Regions from separate parts of the Homo sapiens genome. Here region 2 is linked to region 1. The links are chromatin loops, found by intact Hi-C in ENCODE. Cell type or tissue: Calu3. All regions are shown on one strand. Each heading gives the region's core, and the rest is flanking DNA. Links, peaks and the distances in the headings are about the cores only. Region 1 has its middle 10 kb from the start of MED7. Region 2 has its middle 13 kb from the start of HAVCR1.

What was found. A loop is a pair of places that touch in the nucleus more often than their neighbours do. Peaks named below come from ENCODE experiments on the same cell type or tissue, not always from the same donor. Only the 100,000 strongest peaks of a DNase experiment are listed, where the experiment ranks them.
Region 2: a loop joins it to region 1, with 2.6 times the contacts of the local background. A loop is called at or near these places in 3 of 110 quality-filtered maps.

Annotation. Positions count from the first base shown.
Region 1 is chr5:157,128,675-157,137,013 of GRCh38, forward strand. No RefSeq gene overlaps it. Among named protein-coding and RNA genes, the nearest start is that of MED7, 10 kb to the right of the region's middle. In Calu3, for the core only: CTCF peaks have their summits at 3,543 and 3,908; DNase peaks (open chromatin) are centred at 2,457, 3,257 and 3,517.
Region 2 is chr5:157,068,079-157,076,417 of GRCh38, forward strand. It overlaps a transcript of HAVCR1 not described here. Among named protein-coding and RNA genes, the nearest start is that of HAVCR1, 13 kb to the left of the region's middle. RefSeq lists an enhancer at 4,087-5,286. In Calu3, for the core only: no CTCF peak of the experiment used is centred there; a DNase peak (open chromatin) is centred at 4,633.

The DNA of each region.
Region 1 (8,339 bases), core at 340-8,339:
GGCCAATATGGCAAAACCCTGTCTCTACTAAAAACACAAAAATTAGCCAGACATCATGGCATGAGCCTGTAATCCCAGCTACTCAGGAGGCTGAGGTGGGAGAATCACTTGAACCTGGGAGGCGGAGGTTGCAGTGAACCAAGATCGTGCCACTGCACTCCAGCCTGGGTGACAGAGTGAGACTCTGTCTCAAAAAACAAACAAACAAACAAAAACTGCGCATCAAAGGAAACAATCAAAAGAATGAAAAGACAACCTACAGAATGGGAGAAAGTGTTTGCAAGCTATTCATTCATCTAGTGGAGGATAAATGTCCAGAATACACAAGGAACTCAAACATCTCAATAGCAAAAAATAAACAATCTGATTTTACAATGAACAAATGATCTGTACAAACATTTCTCAAAAGAAAATACATAAAGATGGCCAACAAGTATATGAAAAAAATGCTCAACAACACTAATTATCAGAGAAATGCAGTCCAGGCTCAGTGGCTCATGCCTATAATCCCAGCACTTTGGGAGGCCAGTGCAGGTGGATCACTTGAGGTCAGGAATTTGAGACCAGCCTGACCAATATGGTGAAATCCCATCTCTACTAAAAATACAAAATTAATCAGGTGTGGTGGCACACATCTATAATCCCAGAGGCAGAGGTTGCAGTTAGCTGAGGTCACACCATTGCACTCCAGCCTAGGCAACAAGAGGGAAACTCCATCTCAAAAAAAAAAAAAAGAAAAAGAAATGCAAAGCAAAACTATAATGAGATATCATCTCACCTCAAGACAGCAATTACGAAAAAAAGAAAACATAAATGCTGGTGAGGAAGTAGAGGAAAAAAACTTTTTTTTTTGAGACGGAGTTTCGCTCTTGTTGCCCAGGCTGGAGTGCAATGTTGCAATCTCGGCTCACCTCAACCTCCACCTTCCAGGTTCAAGCGATTCTCCTGCCTCAGCCTCCCAAAGTGCTGAGATTACAGATATAAGCCACCACTCCTGGCTGAGTATCTCATTTTTAAGTTATTGTTTGTTGCTGGTATACCAGAATAAAATTGATTTTTGAATATTTTTTCCTCAGCAATCAGTAAACTCATTAATAAGTTATCTGTGGGTTACACTGAATTTTCTATGTTAACAACCATTTTCTGCAAATAACGACAGTTTTGTTCCTTCCTTTTCAATACTACTTTTTTTTTTCCTTACCATGCTGGTTAGGAAATCTAGTACGTATTTAATAGACATTTTGATAGCAGGCATCCTTGTTTTACTCCAGCTCTCAAAGGAAATTTACAGGTTTTCATCTTGAGTATAATACATGCTATAGGTTTTATGGAGCTACTATTTATTATATTAAGGAAGTCTTCTTCTATTCCTAATGTTCTAAAGGTTTTTTCTTTTTCATGGATAGACGCTAATTTATTTATTTATTTATTTATTTTTTGAGACAGAGTGTCACTCTGTCACCCAGGCTGGAGTACAGTGGCACGATCTTGGCTCACTGCAACCTCCGCTACCTGGGTTCATCCAATTCTCCTGCCTCAGCCTCTCAAGTAGGTGGGATTGATTACAGGTGTGGGCTACCACGCCCAGCTAATTTTTTTTGTATTTTTAGTAGAGACACGGTTTTGCCATGTTGGCCAGGCTGGTCTTGGTCTCCTGACCTCAAGCGATCCACCTGCCTCAGCCTCTCAAAATGCTGGGATTACAGGCATGAGCCACCACGCCTGGCCAATGCTAAATTTTATAACTGCCTTTTGCATATCTTTTGAGATGACCAAGTGATTTTTCTTCAATTTATATTGTTGTGACATATTATCTATTCTATATTCCTGAGATAAACACAGATTAACCATAATACATTACCTTTTATTTTTACATATTATTGGGTCCAATTTGCTAGTATTTTGTGCTAGCCTCATAAAAACAGTTGGGACATACTTCCTGTTTTTCTATTCTCTGAAAGAGTCTGTATAAGACTGAAATCATTATTTATTTATTTATTCATTTATTTTTGTATTTTTTTCTGGCAATGTTTGGCAGACTTGCCAGCAAAGCTATTTTTTGTTTGTTTGGTTTTGTGTTTTTGTTTGCTTATTTGCTTTTGCTAATCAGCTGACTTTAAGATTCACCAGTATAGCTATTTGAACTTTTAAGTTTTCTTTGTGAGAAGATTTTGACTATTGATCCATTTATTTTAATTGTTAGAGAATTATCCTGGTTTCCTATTCCTCAATCTGTATTGGTAATTTTCTAAGAATGTGTCCATTTTGTCTAAATTTTCTAACTTATTAAAAAATCCATATTTTACTTTTTTACTATAATAATGTCCCCCCTTTCATTTCTGCTATTATTTGTGCCTTCCTCTTTTTTTTTTTTTTTTTTTCGTTATCAGTCTCCCCTGCAAGTAGCAGTGACTCAGAGCCCCAGAATCAAGCACCACTTAAGCCTCCAGGGCACTCCTGCTGCCCTTTCAGATCAGATGCTTCTGCACAGATGTTTAGCGGGCCCTGAGTATGTCGCTTCGAGGCAAATGAGTTTCAGAAAGAATTAGGATGGGTCTCCACGGCACGTGTTACCTATGCAACAAACCTGCACGTTCTGCACATATACCCCAGAACTTAATATAATAAGTATAATAAAAAAAAACTAAAAGAATTAGGATGGGTCTTCTCTTTCATTCTCAGCGTTAGATGGTACCTACGCTATGCGGAGATGTGTATTATGTTTACCATTGTTAAGGAAATTGAGTTTTATGGAAGTTTTTTCTTTTTTGAGACGTAGTTTTTCTCCTGTTGTCCAGGCTGGAGTACAATGGTGCAATCTCAGCTCGCTGCAACCTCTGCCTCACGGGTTCAAGCAATTCTCCTGCCTCAGCCTCCCGAGTAGCTGGAATTACAGGCATGCGCCACCATGCCCGGTTAATTTTTTTTTTTTTTTTTTTTAGACGGAGTCTCGCTCTGTCGCCCAGGCTGGAGTGCAGTGGCACAATCTCGGCTCACTGCAAGCTCCGCCTCCCGGGTTCACGCCATTCACCTGCCTCAGCCTCCCGAGTAGCTGGGACTACAGGCGCCTGCCATCACGCCCAGCTAATTTTTTGTATTTTTAGTAGAGACGGGGTTTCACCGTATTAGCCAGGATGGACCCGGCTAATTTTGTATTTTTAGTAGAGACATGATTTCACCATGTTGGTCAGGCTGGTCTATGAACTCCTGACCCCAGGTGATCCGCCTGCCTCGGCCTCCCAAAGTGCTGGGATTACAGGCATGAGCCACGCCGCCCAGCAGGAAGTTAATATACGAAACCGAGATATACAGCTGATTAAACAGTAGAGCCCTAGGATTCTGGGGTGTTTTCCAACACCAACCATTTCTCTAATTCAACAGACAAAGTACGTATCTAATGATTCAATTTAATTCTGACACTAACTACCCAGAGTTAAGTTAGGGTAAGCAGTACCTCTGAGTTTCTTCATTTTAGTCTACTCTGCAACCAGCTACAGCTCTTAAATCTGAGGTAAGAGTGCCACTTACTGGTAGCCTCATCACAACGCAACTTGAAACCCGCTCACAAATTTAATTCTAAGTGCCAGTGGCATGCAAAAGAAAAAAGGCTCAGTACGGTATGCATATATTAAAACATTACATTGTACCTCACAAATAAATAATTTGTCAATTAAAAATAAAATAAAACTTAAGTGCTTTGTAGCCATTCTCCTATTTAATCCTTGGATTAATCCTATGAAGAAGCTTCTGTAATTTATATTTCTGTGATTTTTTATTAGTAGCTTTGTGAAAACACTCCAAAGTTTAGAATCCAATTACCTACATCATAGCCCACCAGCCAAATCCAGCCTGCTGTCTGATTTTGTACTCTCACATCTAAGAATAATTGTACATGCTAAATAGTTGGAAAAAATCAGAATAATTCACATATGAAAATTATTGAAATTCAAAATTCAATGTCCATATAGAAAGCTGTATTGGAACCGAGCTCTCTTGTTTATGCATTGTCTATGGCTGCTTTCGACCCACAGCAGTTGAGTAGCTGCAATGGAAACTGTACAGTCCTCAATGCCTAAAATATTTACTAATTGAATCTTTACAAAAGAGTTTGCCAATTCCTGACCTAGATTCCAACCTGAGCAAACCTAAACTCTAATCCTCAATTTTCATTACTCATAAAATGGGGATAATACCTACTAAGAGTTTTTAGGAAGATTAGAATTATAAGCACAGAATCTCCTTAAGATACTCATAGAAGTCTAAGCTAAGACATAAGCACCTTAATATGTTCAAAGGGAACTCATAGTTTCCATCTATAAATCTGTTCAGCCCAGTATCAAGTAGTATTTGCAAGCATGGATTTTAGGGTCAAAATATTGGCTCCACTCTTGGTTTCGCTACTTACTTACCTACGTGACTTAGTAACAACATGAGGGAATGGAGAGGCAATGAAGTATGAAGGTTGAGTGTTCAGGCTTGGAAAACTAGAATGCCTAGTTTCCATCCTGGCTTTGCCACCCACTAGTCAGTTAACCTTGGGTAAATTACATAACTTCTCTGAGCCTCCACTTCCACATCTGAAATATGAGTGTAAAAAGAATACTGATTTCATTCAGTAGTTGTAAGGCTAAAATGACTTTATTTATACAAAGAGATTAAAACATTGCCAGCAACTTACAGCCATAAATACCATCAGATTTAGAAGGTTCTTCACAGGATTGTTCTAAGGATTAAATAAGAGAACAGCTACAAAGCACTTAGCACCATTTGCAGTACTTAGAAATCTATCAGAGTACAGCTAGTACCCTTCCTACTGATTCTCTGTATTTTAGTAAAATCTGATGAGAAATCAATTGCAAACATAATTTCTCATCAGATTTCAGATAAAAACCCAATTCCTTCCCTTGGTTCTCTAAATCATGCACATCTGTCCTCCACCTGCTTCTGAAGCTCCAACCTCCTCCCTCACCATATTGCAGCCATAGTAGCCTTTCTCATCCAAATTATGCCAACTTTCTATCTCCTCATGAGATATTTGCACCTGCCGTTCCCAGTAACCTCAGGGCTCAGTGCATGAGTTGAAGCTGCCTTTCTTTATGTTTTTGAGACATGGTCTCACTCTGTCACTCAAGCTGGAGTGCAGTGGCATGACTGTGGCTCACTGCAGCCTTGACCTCCTGGACTCCAGTGTCCCTTCTACTTCAGCCTCTGGAATGGCTGGAACCCGTCATGTGCCATCACATCCAGCGAATTTTTAAATATTTTTGTAGAGATGGGGTCTCCCTATGTTGCCCAGGCTGGTCTCGAACTCGTGGACTCAAGTGATACTCCTGCCTCAGTTTCTCAGTGATGGGATCACAAGTGTGAGTCACCGTGCCTAGCAAAGTTGCCTTCTAAATTCCTTAACAAATGTGAGGTTAGGCATGGTGGCTCACACCTGTAATCCCAGCACTTCGGGAGGCTGGAGGATTACTTGAGCTCAGGAGTTTGAAACCAACCTGGGCAACATAGTGAGACCTCATCTCTACTTAAAAAGAAAAAAAAAGTTTTAGGCCGGGCATGGTGGCTCACGCCTGTAATCCCAGCACTTTGGGAGGCCAAGGCAGGTGGATCACGAGGTCAGGAGATCGAGGCCATCCTGGTCAACATGGTGAAACCTCTTCTCTACTAAAAATACAAAACTTAGCTGGGCATGGTGGTGCACGCCTGTAGTCCCAGCTACTCGGGAGGCTGAGGCAGGAGAATCACTTGAACCAGGGAGTTGCAGGTTGCAGTGAGCCAAGATTGCGCCACTGCACTCCAGCCTGGTGACAGAGTGAGACTCCATCTCAAAAAAAAAAAAAAAGTTTTAAAAGACAAAAAAAAATGTACACATTCCTTGAAAAGGGAAGATAATGTGGACAAGGTGCTTTGAACAGGCAATAGGAACATAACTGGAAGCAAGATTCTTCTGAAGGTGCTGTAATGGCTGAGTGGTTAAGACACAAACTTATCACCTTCAAAAATTAACTCGTCTTATTATCTTTCTTACATTTTCCTTCGCCCTTCCCACACATCCAACAGTTAAACTAGTATCAGGCAGAGTGCAGACCACAGTAAGTATTCATCAAATGAATATCATGAATAAATGAATAGCTGGGGAAAAACTACTCTCATAAAGGGAATACAAATTTGTACAATCCGTTTATGTTTGTTATTTATATTAAGTTCACATGTGCCTGATTTGTAGTAGATCTCTCGTTATCGTTAGCTCAGCACCGCTTCCTTCCTCTGAGAGACAGACTGACTCTTCCATAAATAGACATAGCGGGGACTGTGAAATTCTTATGGGATCCAAGTCCCAGTTGATTTGCCCAGTTGCAATCAAGTATACAACCCCTAATTCCTCATGTCTAGCTCGTTAATTAACCTCCCCTCATTTTTTTTAAGTTTGCATTTGAGAGGGAACTCCCAGACAGTGGTAAACATAGAAATACTTAACCCTTAGGAACTGTCAGCTGCCATGTTCTCCACCTACATCATTAAAGAAGTTCATCTGTAAAGAGAATGAAGCTAACAGGAAAGATGGTCTCCAGGGCTACTAACTTAAAACTTCATCCACTTTCTGACCTTCTCATGGTTTATATATTCAACTTATCCTTCAATCAACATATCCCATATCCTTTCTTTTTTTAATTAAATTGTAAGAGAGAGAAGGTCTCACTATGTTGCCCCCATTGGTCTCAAATTCCTGAGCTCAAGTGATCCTCTCACATCAACCTCCCAAAGCACTAGGATTATAAGTGTGAGCCACCGTACCCAGCCCATACCCCATATCCTTTATATAAATTCATCTTTTTGCTTAAATTAGTTCAAGTAGGGTTTTTGTCAGCAGTAACAGAGCACTGATTAATGCAACATTCTGTAACCACTGCACAAGAGAATCATCTTCTGATTTCTTAAAACCAATGCTAGTACCCCAGTCCAAAAAATGAAATCAGAATCTCCGCAGTGTGGGACCTGGGCATTAGTCATTTCAAAAGCTGCTTAAAAAGGTGATCCTTCCAGATATTTCACTTCAATGAATCAATCTTTCAAGAATATTCATTATAAGTAGGTGTGCAGAGATATATTTTAACACAAGATTAAAAAGACCTTATATAAGGCCACTAGAGCTTTTTTTTCATTCCACTCTAATAGCAAGAGTTCATATCAGAACACTTTAGGAATTTATGTCAGGTCCTAGTCACAGACCTGCAAGATCAGATCCTCCCCAATGGCATTTTTTTTTCTAATTTGTTGTAGAGACACGGTCTCACTATGTTGCCTAGGCTAGTCTCAAACTCCTGACCTAAAACCATCCTCCTACCTCAGCCTCCCAAAGTGCTGGGATTACAGGCATAAGCCACTGTGCCTGGCCCCCCAGTGGCATTTTAATCCCTCAACGCCCCTCCCCCCAACACACACACGTTCATATATAAGTAGTGTTGTGGCTCTTATGTGATTCTGTTTTTTACATGCAAAGATTTTCAAAGTGGCCAAAAACTGGTTTTGCACCTCAACCCAACACCTTCCTCAAGGTTCTCAGAGTCAAAGAAAGAGAATTTTCTTTGGAGAGTTGTTCAAGTGCTAAGCAATTTCCACCTTTCTCCCTCACAAGGTGATGCTCCCTACTTCAATTTAAGCTTGAGAGCCTGAACTATGTCCTCTGGAGTCTCTGAGGCCCAAAGGTCTATACCAAACACATTACGTACCAGAAAAAAACAAAAGTTGAGACTAGCCAACCAACTGCCTATCTGATAAAGAAGTGTCTACCTAGGGATAACTTACAGTCCCTGGATCTGTGAAAGCACAGCATGCACATTTCATAGAGAACTGACCTATAGTCATACATATATACATACATACACATATATATATATATTTTAGACAGAGTTTTGCTGTCACCCAGGCTGGAGTGCAGTGGCACGATCTCGGCTCACTGCAACCTCCACCCCTTGGGTTCAAGGAATTCTCGTGCCTCAGCCTCCCGAGTAGCTGGGATTACAGGCGCCTGCCACTATGCCCGGCTAATTTTTGTATTTTTAGTACAGACGGGGTTTTGCCATGTTGGCCAGGCTGGTATCAAACTCCTGACCTCAAGCAATCCACCCACCTCAGCCTCCCAAAGTGCTAGGATTACAGGCATGAGCCACTGCGCCAGGCCCCTTATAATCATTTTAATGTGAACTTTGCTAGCTCTAGGACCAATGAAAGTTTAAGTGAGCAAATCCCTATGCTAGAAACCAGGGGCTAAGGAAGAAATAAAAAAGTAGACATCTGGGGAAAGGCATTGCCTCTCAATGGTTCTTTTTTGTTTT
Region 2 (8,339 bases), core at 155-8,154, 61 kb before region 1:
CTGGCCAACATGGTGAAACCCCAACTGTACTAAAAATACAAAAAAATTAGCCAGGCATGGTTGCGGGTGCTTCTAGTCCCAACTACTCAGGAGGCTGAGGCAGGAGAATTGCTTGAACTTGGGAGGTGGAGGTTGCAGTGAGCTGAGATGGAGCCACTGCACCCCAGCCTGGGTGACAGAGCAAGATTCTGTCTCAAAAAGCAAAACAAAAAGTCAGCAGCAAGGCTGGGTGCTGTGGCTTACACCTGTAGGCCCAGCCCTTTGGGAGGCCGATGCAAGTGGATTGCTTGAGCCCAGAAGTTTGAGACCAGCCTGGGCAACATAGCGAAACCGTATCTCTACAAAAAAAATTTTTTTAATTAGCCGGGCATGGTGATGCACTCCTGTAGTCCCAGCTACTCAGGAGGCTGGGGTGGGAGGATCGCTTGGGCCCAGGAGTTCAAGGTTACAGTGAGCTATGATTGAGCCACTGCACTCCAGCCTGTGTAACAAAGCAAGACTCTGTCATAAAAGTCAGCAGCCAGTACTAGGCTTCTGCTTTACTGCACATTATCTTTATATGGGCTTTTTTTTTACATTTTTTTTTTTGAGACAGAGTTTTCTGGCTCACTTCATCCTCCACCTCCCAGGCTCAATCCATCCTCCTGCCTCAGCCTCCCCAGTAACTGAGACTGCAAGCATGTGCCACCACACTCAGCAAATTTTTCTATTATTTTTCAGGCGGATCTCACTATGTCGCCTAGGCTGGTCTCAGATTCCTGGGCTCAAGCAATCCCCCTGCTTCAGACTCCCAGAGCACTGGGATTATAGGCATGAGCCACCACGCCCCCTAATATTTTTACTTTAAAAATTATAAAACTACTAACAGAGCTATGCCCTCAACACATTTCCATATTATTACACAATACCCATCTTACAGATAAGGAGAAGCTCACCAAAAGTATGTATTGCGCCTAAAGTCACAGTTTCAAGCCAGCCTGAATAAATACGGCTTAACACAAATGTACCACACAATTTTCTGCAGTTTTAGTTTTTCCTCCTATTTCTCACACTAAACTTGCCCAGGCAAAGTTTAAATAAGGCCACTATGGCAGTCCATGATTCCATTGAAATAAAAGCCAATTTCTCAGGAAATCCAAAAAACTCTGTTTTATGTAAATTTCCCCTAAATTTCTTGGCTCAATCATTATTGTCCTTATATCTCATATAAAACTACGAAAGTCCAAGCAACTATATCCTGATTTTCTCTTTGTCATAAGTTTCCAGAGGACCGCACTTACCGGTTAGTTAGAAGGCGGTTTTCCAGCTTCTCCTCCCTCCTCCTGGTCTGTTTGTAGCCCTCCTCCAAAGATCTTTATAGATTAAGACTACTTTCTCCCAGAATTCCATTCTTTATCTCTTTGCCACACCTTTACATAAGAATACGGGGAAGCACGTTTGAACATTACATTTCTCCAGTTGGCTGATCTTTTTACTGGATTTGATCCACTTACAAATTTAAACAGATTACAGGGAGATTGTTACAGTACTTGTTCTCTACTGGGCATTTGTTTTGTTTTGTTTTTGTTTTTGTTTTTGTTTTGAGATGGAGTCTTGCTCCGTCCGTCGCCCAGGTTGGAGTGCAGTGGCCCAATCTCGGCTCACTGCAACCTCCACCTCCCGCGTTTAAGCGATTCTCCTGCCTCAGCCTCCTGAGTAGCTGGAACTAAAGCACTCGCTACCATGCCTGGCTAATTTTTGTATTTTTAGTAGAGTCGGGGTTTCACCATGTTGGCCAGGCTGGTCTCTAACTCCTGACCTCCAGTGATCCACCCCTCCCTGACCTCCTAAAGTGCCGTGATTACAGGCGGGAGCCACCACGCTCTGCTGGGCTATTTTTAAAGATTCAGCCAAGATCTGGATGTTAGGTCAGACTCCAGGCTTGAAAAACTATACAGACTTTGTGAACGCTGGTGCAGGAAAGGACTTTAAACTACCTGGGGCCAAGTTTCTCAATTTATAGTGAATAAACCAAGGTCCAAACAGTGGAATAGAGTGTGGGACCCACAGAAGCCACTGGGGGCAGAGGCAGAAATAAAAGCCAGGTTAACTTTTCCTATTCCACTGTTCTTGTTACGCAACAAACATTACTTCAATAAATATTTATTGAGCACCCCATGCTAAGAATGGAACACTTAGATTTTTCTTTCTTTCTTTCTTTCTTTTTTTTCTTAGACACGGTCTTGTTCTGTTGCCCAGGCTGGAGTGCAGTAGCACATTCATGGTTCACTGCAGCCTTGACTTCCTGGGCTCAAGCGATCCTTCTGCCTCAGCCTCCTGAGTAGCTCAAGCACTCGTCCCGCCTTGGCCTGCTAAAGTTCTGGGATTATGTGTGTGAGCCACCATGCCCAGCCTTCTTATTCATTCTTTCTATTTTTTTTTTTAACCCATTAAGCATTCTCACCCCCAAGAACAAGGTGTACGTTCTTGGCACCTTTGTCGAAAATGAGTTCACCGTAGGTGTGGCATGGGGCTTTTACCAGATGGGATTAGAGAAGTTTTTAAAGAACTCTGTACACTCCCAAACCAAGACCACCACAGGACCTGGACACCAAATTGAACTGCTCATGACAGTAAGTAACGACTATGTAAAACGTATGCTGAGTTCTATCAAAACCTTTATCAAAACGTTGTGCTAGTGGTGGGCATTGTGGCTTTAAAAAATGTTGACTCTGCTTAATAATGATATATGTTGATAAAATGCCAACTTTTTATTGGGAACTATGACATGGAAATATTTTCAAGAAATATGGCTGGGATGGCTGGGTGTGGTGGTTCACACCTATAATCCCAGAACTTTAGAGGCTGAGGTGGGAGGATCACTTGAAGCCAAGAGTTCTAGTCCAGCCTAGCCGACATGGTGAACTTAGTATTTAGTATTTTATTGTATTTTATTTATTTTTGAGACAAAGTCTCGCTCTGTTGCCTAGGCTGGAGTGCAGTGACACAATTTCAGCTCACTGCAACCTCCACCTCCCAGGTTCAAGTGATTCTCCTGCCTCAGCCTCCCTAGTAGCTAGAACTACAGGCTTTTGCCACCACACCTGGCTAATTTTTATATTTTTAGTAGAGATGGGGTTTCACCATGTTGGCCAGGCTGGTCTCTAATTCCTAACCTCAGGTGTTCCACCCACCTCAGCCTCCCAAAGTGCTGGGATTACAAGTGTGAGCCACTGGGCCCGGCCAGTATTTAGTATTTAGACACTACTAAAAAAAGAAAAAAATTAACTGGCAGTTGTAGCACATGCCTGTAATTCCAGTTACTCTGAACGCTGAGCCACAAGAATTGTTTGAACCCAGGAGGCAGAGGTTGCAATGAGCCAAGACGGCACCACTGCACTACAGCCTGGGTGACAGAATGAGACTCTGTTTAAAAATAAAAAGAAAAGAAGTATTTCCAGGAAATATTAAATTAGGCCAGGCATGGTGGCAGGTGTCTGTAGTCCCAGCTACTAGAGAGGCTGAGGCAGGAGGATCACTTGAGCCCAGAGTTCGAGGCTGCAGTGAGCCGTGATTGCAACACTGCACTCCAGCCTGGGTGACAGAGGGAGACGCTGTCTCAAAAAAATACAAAAACAAACAAAAAAGAAATACTAGATCAAAAAAACAACAACACGGTGGCTCATGCCTGTTATCTCAGCACTTTAGGAGGCTGAGGTGGGAAGATCACTGAGTCCAGGAGTTTGAGACCAACCGGGGCAATGCAGTGAGACCTTGCATCTACGAAAAACAAAAATAGCTGAGTGTGGTGGCGTGTGCCTATAGTCCCAGATACTTGAGAGGCTGAGGTGAGAGGAAAACACAATTTAAAACACACACAAACACACACACACAACCACCACCACCTAGTTTATAGGAATCCATTTTTGCAAAAATGCTACAACAAAATGACACATATGTATGTATATATGTATATGTACCTATACGGAAAAGTTACAGGAAAGAATCTACGAAACTAGTCAGGTCAGAGTATCCTATCTGGTAGCGAAGCCAGCTGAGACAAGAGGAACTTTCAGTTTGAGGCTATATATTTATGTATCACTTGTTTGTTTGTTTGTTTGTTTTGAGAGGGAGTTTCGCTCCTGTTGCCTAGACTGGAGTGCAATAGCACTATCTCACCTCACCGCAACCTCTGCCTCCCAGGTTCAAGCGATTCTCCAGCCTCAGCCTCCCGAGTAGCTGGGATTACAGGCATGCACCGCCACACCTGGCTAATTTTGTATTTTTAGTAGAGACGGGGTTTCTCCATGTGGTCAGGCTGGTCTCGAACTCCCGACCTCAGGTGATCTGCCCACCTTGGCTTCTCAAAGTGCTGGGGTTACAGGTGTGAGCCACTGTGCCCAGCCATTTATGTATCATTTCAGTATTTTACAAGAATGTACCAATATACTGTTTATATAACATAATGCATGCAAAGTGTTTTAACAACAACGACAAAAAGCAAAACCCAATCCCAAAACTGTACATTCTTGCAAAAGTAATGTTCTTTTTTTTTTTTCTTTTGAGACAGGGTGTTTGTCTGTCACCCAGGGTGGAGTGCAGTGACACAAACATGACTCACTGTAGCCTCGACCTCCTGGGCTCAATCAATTCTCCCACCTCAACCTCCTGAGTAGGTGGAACGACAGGCACATGCCACCAGCCACCACACCCTGCTAATATTTTTTATATTTTGTGGAGACAAGGTCCCACTATGTTGCCCAGGCTGTTCTGAAACTCCTGGGCTCAAGCAGTCCTCCTGTCTTGGCTTCCTAAAGTGCTGGGATTACAGGTGTGAGCTACCTCACCCAGCCATAAGTGGAAGTTCTTTTACATTCACATAATGTACTTCATTTTTCACAGCCTAATTACAATCATCCTTTTCTTTAACCCAGAAAGACAGAGAGAAAAGATAGCAGCTGAAGTTGCCAAAAGCTAGACTCGGACATCACCAAGCATCTAGAAAGATGGAAGATTATGAAATAATGCTTTAATAAACATAAAAGCGCTATACCACAAAGCACATGTTCTTCTACAAAGAAAATACATCCGGTCACTATAGTTCACCCTTGAACAACATGGCTTTGAACTGCAAGGGTCCACTTATTCGCAGATTTTTTTCAGTAAAAGTTATACGAAGTGTGCCTGCTTTTCCTGCCTCACCTCCATCTCCACTTCTTTCACCTCTACTCCCCCTGGGACAGCAAGACCAACCCCTCCTCTTCCTCCTCCTCCTTCACATTGAGCTTACTCAATGGAAAGACGACGAGGATGATCCTTATAATGAGCAGTAAATATATTTTGTCTTCCATAGGATTTCTTAGTAACATTTTCTTTTCTCCAGCTTACTTTAAGAATATAGCATATATATATAATATACAAAAATGTGTTTTAATAGACTGTTCACATTATCAGTAAGGCTTCCTGTCAACAGTAGGCTGTTAGCAAATTTTTTGGAGAGTCAAAAATTATATGCAGCCCGGGCACGATGGTTCATGCCTGTAGTCCCAGCACTTTGGGAAGCCAAGGCAGGAGGATCACTTGAGCCTAGGTGTTTAAGACCAGCCTCAGCAACATGGCAAAACCCTATCTCTACAAAAAATGCAAAAATTAGCCAGGCATAGTGGCACACACATATAGTTCCAGCTACTAAAGAGGGTGAGATGGGAAAATTGCTTACAGAAGGTCAAGCCTGCAGTAAGCAGTGATCATGCCACCACACTCCAGCCTGAGCAACAGAGTGAGACCGTCTCAAAAAGAGAAAAAAAAAAAAGAGAGAGAGAGATAAAAGTTATATGCATATTTTCAACTGCACAGGGGATCAGTGCCACTAGCCCTCATATTGTTCAAGAGTCAACTATATATATTTATTTGAGGGACTGCTGTTAGAATCTGCGTCACCTCTGTCACTTTATGCATTCACCCATTTATATTTACTGAGCACTTGCTATGTGCCAGGCAACCTTATTCTATGAGACTCATTTGGAGTTTTACAGAGTTAAGTTAGGCAAGTGGTAAAGCTAAGGATTTGTATTTCCAGAAATTTTTATTCTGAATGATACAGAAAAGGGCTTTTTGGTGATGTCTTTAAATTTTTATTTTTTTATTTAAATAAAATTTAAATGTCTTTAAATTTTTATTTAAAGACATCATCAAAAAGCCCTTTTCTGTATCATTCAGATTCTAGTGTGTGGGTCTGCTATATGCTTATTGCCTTTTATTGTAACTATATTCTTGGGGATCAGGTTGCCCTGCCATATTCTGACTTCCTTGAAGGAAAAACGTAAACCTTTTTGTGGTGCCTGTGTCACAGCTTGTGTTTGCAATACAGCAGGCATATGTTCATTCATTCATTCAGTCTACAAATACTTATTTCACACCCACTGTAAGCCAAGCATTGTACTAGGCCCCTGGGATAGAGGCCATGAATGATAGAGTTTACTTTCCAGTTGAGGGTTGGGGTGGATAGATCACACACACAGAAAAATGTAAGCAAGAGAATTTCAGATTGGAACAAACTATGTAGGAAACCAACTGAATTAGAGATGGGAAGATAGTTACTTAGATTTGGTGGTTGGGGAAAAGCTCTTAGATGAAATTTAGGCTGGGCGCTGTGGCTCACGCCTATAATCCCAGCACTTTGGGAGGCCGAGACGGGCAGATCACTTGAGGCAAGGAGTTTGAGACCAGCCTGGGCAACATGGGGAAACCCCATCTCTATTAAAAATACAAAAAACATTAGCCGGGCGTGGTGGTGTGCGCCTGTAGTCCCAGCTACTCGGGAGGCTGAGGCAGAGAATCGCTTGAACTCATGAGGAGGAGGTTGCAGTGAGCTGAGATCACGCCACTGCATTCCAGTCTGGGTGACAGAGCAAGACTCTGTCCCAAAAATAAATAAGTAAAATTAAAAATTTAAATTAAAAAAAAAAAGAAATTTAAACTAGAAACCAAAAGATGAGAAAGGGGAAGCTTTATACCAACAGTCTTAGAGAAGTATTCTGAAGAGAGGAAATGGCCTGAAAAGGGGCTGGAATCAGAAAGAACATGGGCTGTTCTAGAAGCAGAAACATCAGTGTGGCTGAAACAGAGAATAAGGAGTGGTTGGTGAGGTCAGCAGACTTTCAGTTCAATGGCAAGCTATGGAAAGGTTTTAAATAAGAGTAATTGAATCCAGTTAATGATTTAAGAAAGAAAAAAACGACAGGTGCGGTGGCTCACGCCTGTAATCCCAGCACTTTGGGAGGCCTAAGCAGGCGGATCACGAGGTCAGGAGTTCGAGACCAGCCTGGCCAACATAGTGAAACACCATCTCTACTAAAAATACAAAAATTATCTGGGCAGGCATGGAGGTGTGTGCCTGTAGTCACAGCTATTTGGGGGGCTGAGGCAGGAGAATCACTTGAACCTGGGAGGCGAGGTTGAAGTGAGCCGAGATCGTGCCACTGCACTCCAGCCTGAGTGATGACAGAGCAAGACTCCGTCTCAAAAAAAAAAAGAAAAAGAAAAAAAGAAAAAGGAAATACTGGAAATACTTAGGCTACTGTGTGAGGAGAATGAACTACCAGGAGAGCAAAAGTGGACTAGGTGGCTACCAATTAGGAAGCCATTTCTTGGATGGATGCATGGACAGATGGATGGAAGGAAGGAAGGAAAGAGAGAAGGGAGGAAAGACAGAAACAGATGAATGAGAGATAAAAATAACTCTGATTACAGGTTGGGGCCGGTGGCTCACGCCTGTAATCCCAGCACTTTGGGAAGCCAAGGCGAGTGGATCACTTCAGTTTAGGAGTTCAAGACAAGCCTGGCCAACATGGTAAACCCTGTCTTTACAAAAAATACCAAAATTAGTCAGGCGTGGTGGCAAGCACCTGTAGTCTCAGCTACTTAGGAGGCTGAGGCTGGAGAATTGCTTGAGCCCAAGAGGTGGGGGTTGCAGTAAGCCATGATCAAGCCCCTGCACTCCAGCCTGAGTGACAGAGCGAGATCTTGCCTCAAAAAATAAAAATAACTCTGATTACAAAAGAGCAAGCCTCATGAGACTCACTTGACCTAGATTTTTTAGCTTAAACTGGTTTTTAAGTCAAATTTCAAAAAGCAAAACCAAATTATTTTTAGTGAACGAACATGCTGGAATTAAAATGTGGTTTTCTAAAATGATTGCCTTGAAACAGATGGTATATATTTAGCTATACACTTGCTAGCATATTGGTTTGAAATATATATTATTGTTTTATAGTCATAATACTTCCACCAGCATCATAACCTTTGACAAAGCAATTCTGTATCTAGACCTCTATACCTTGAAAATACACAAATGCATG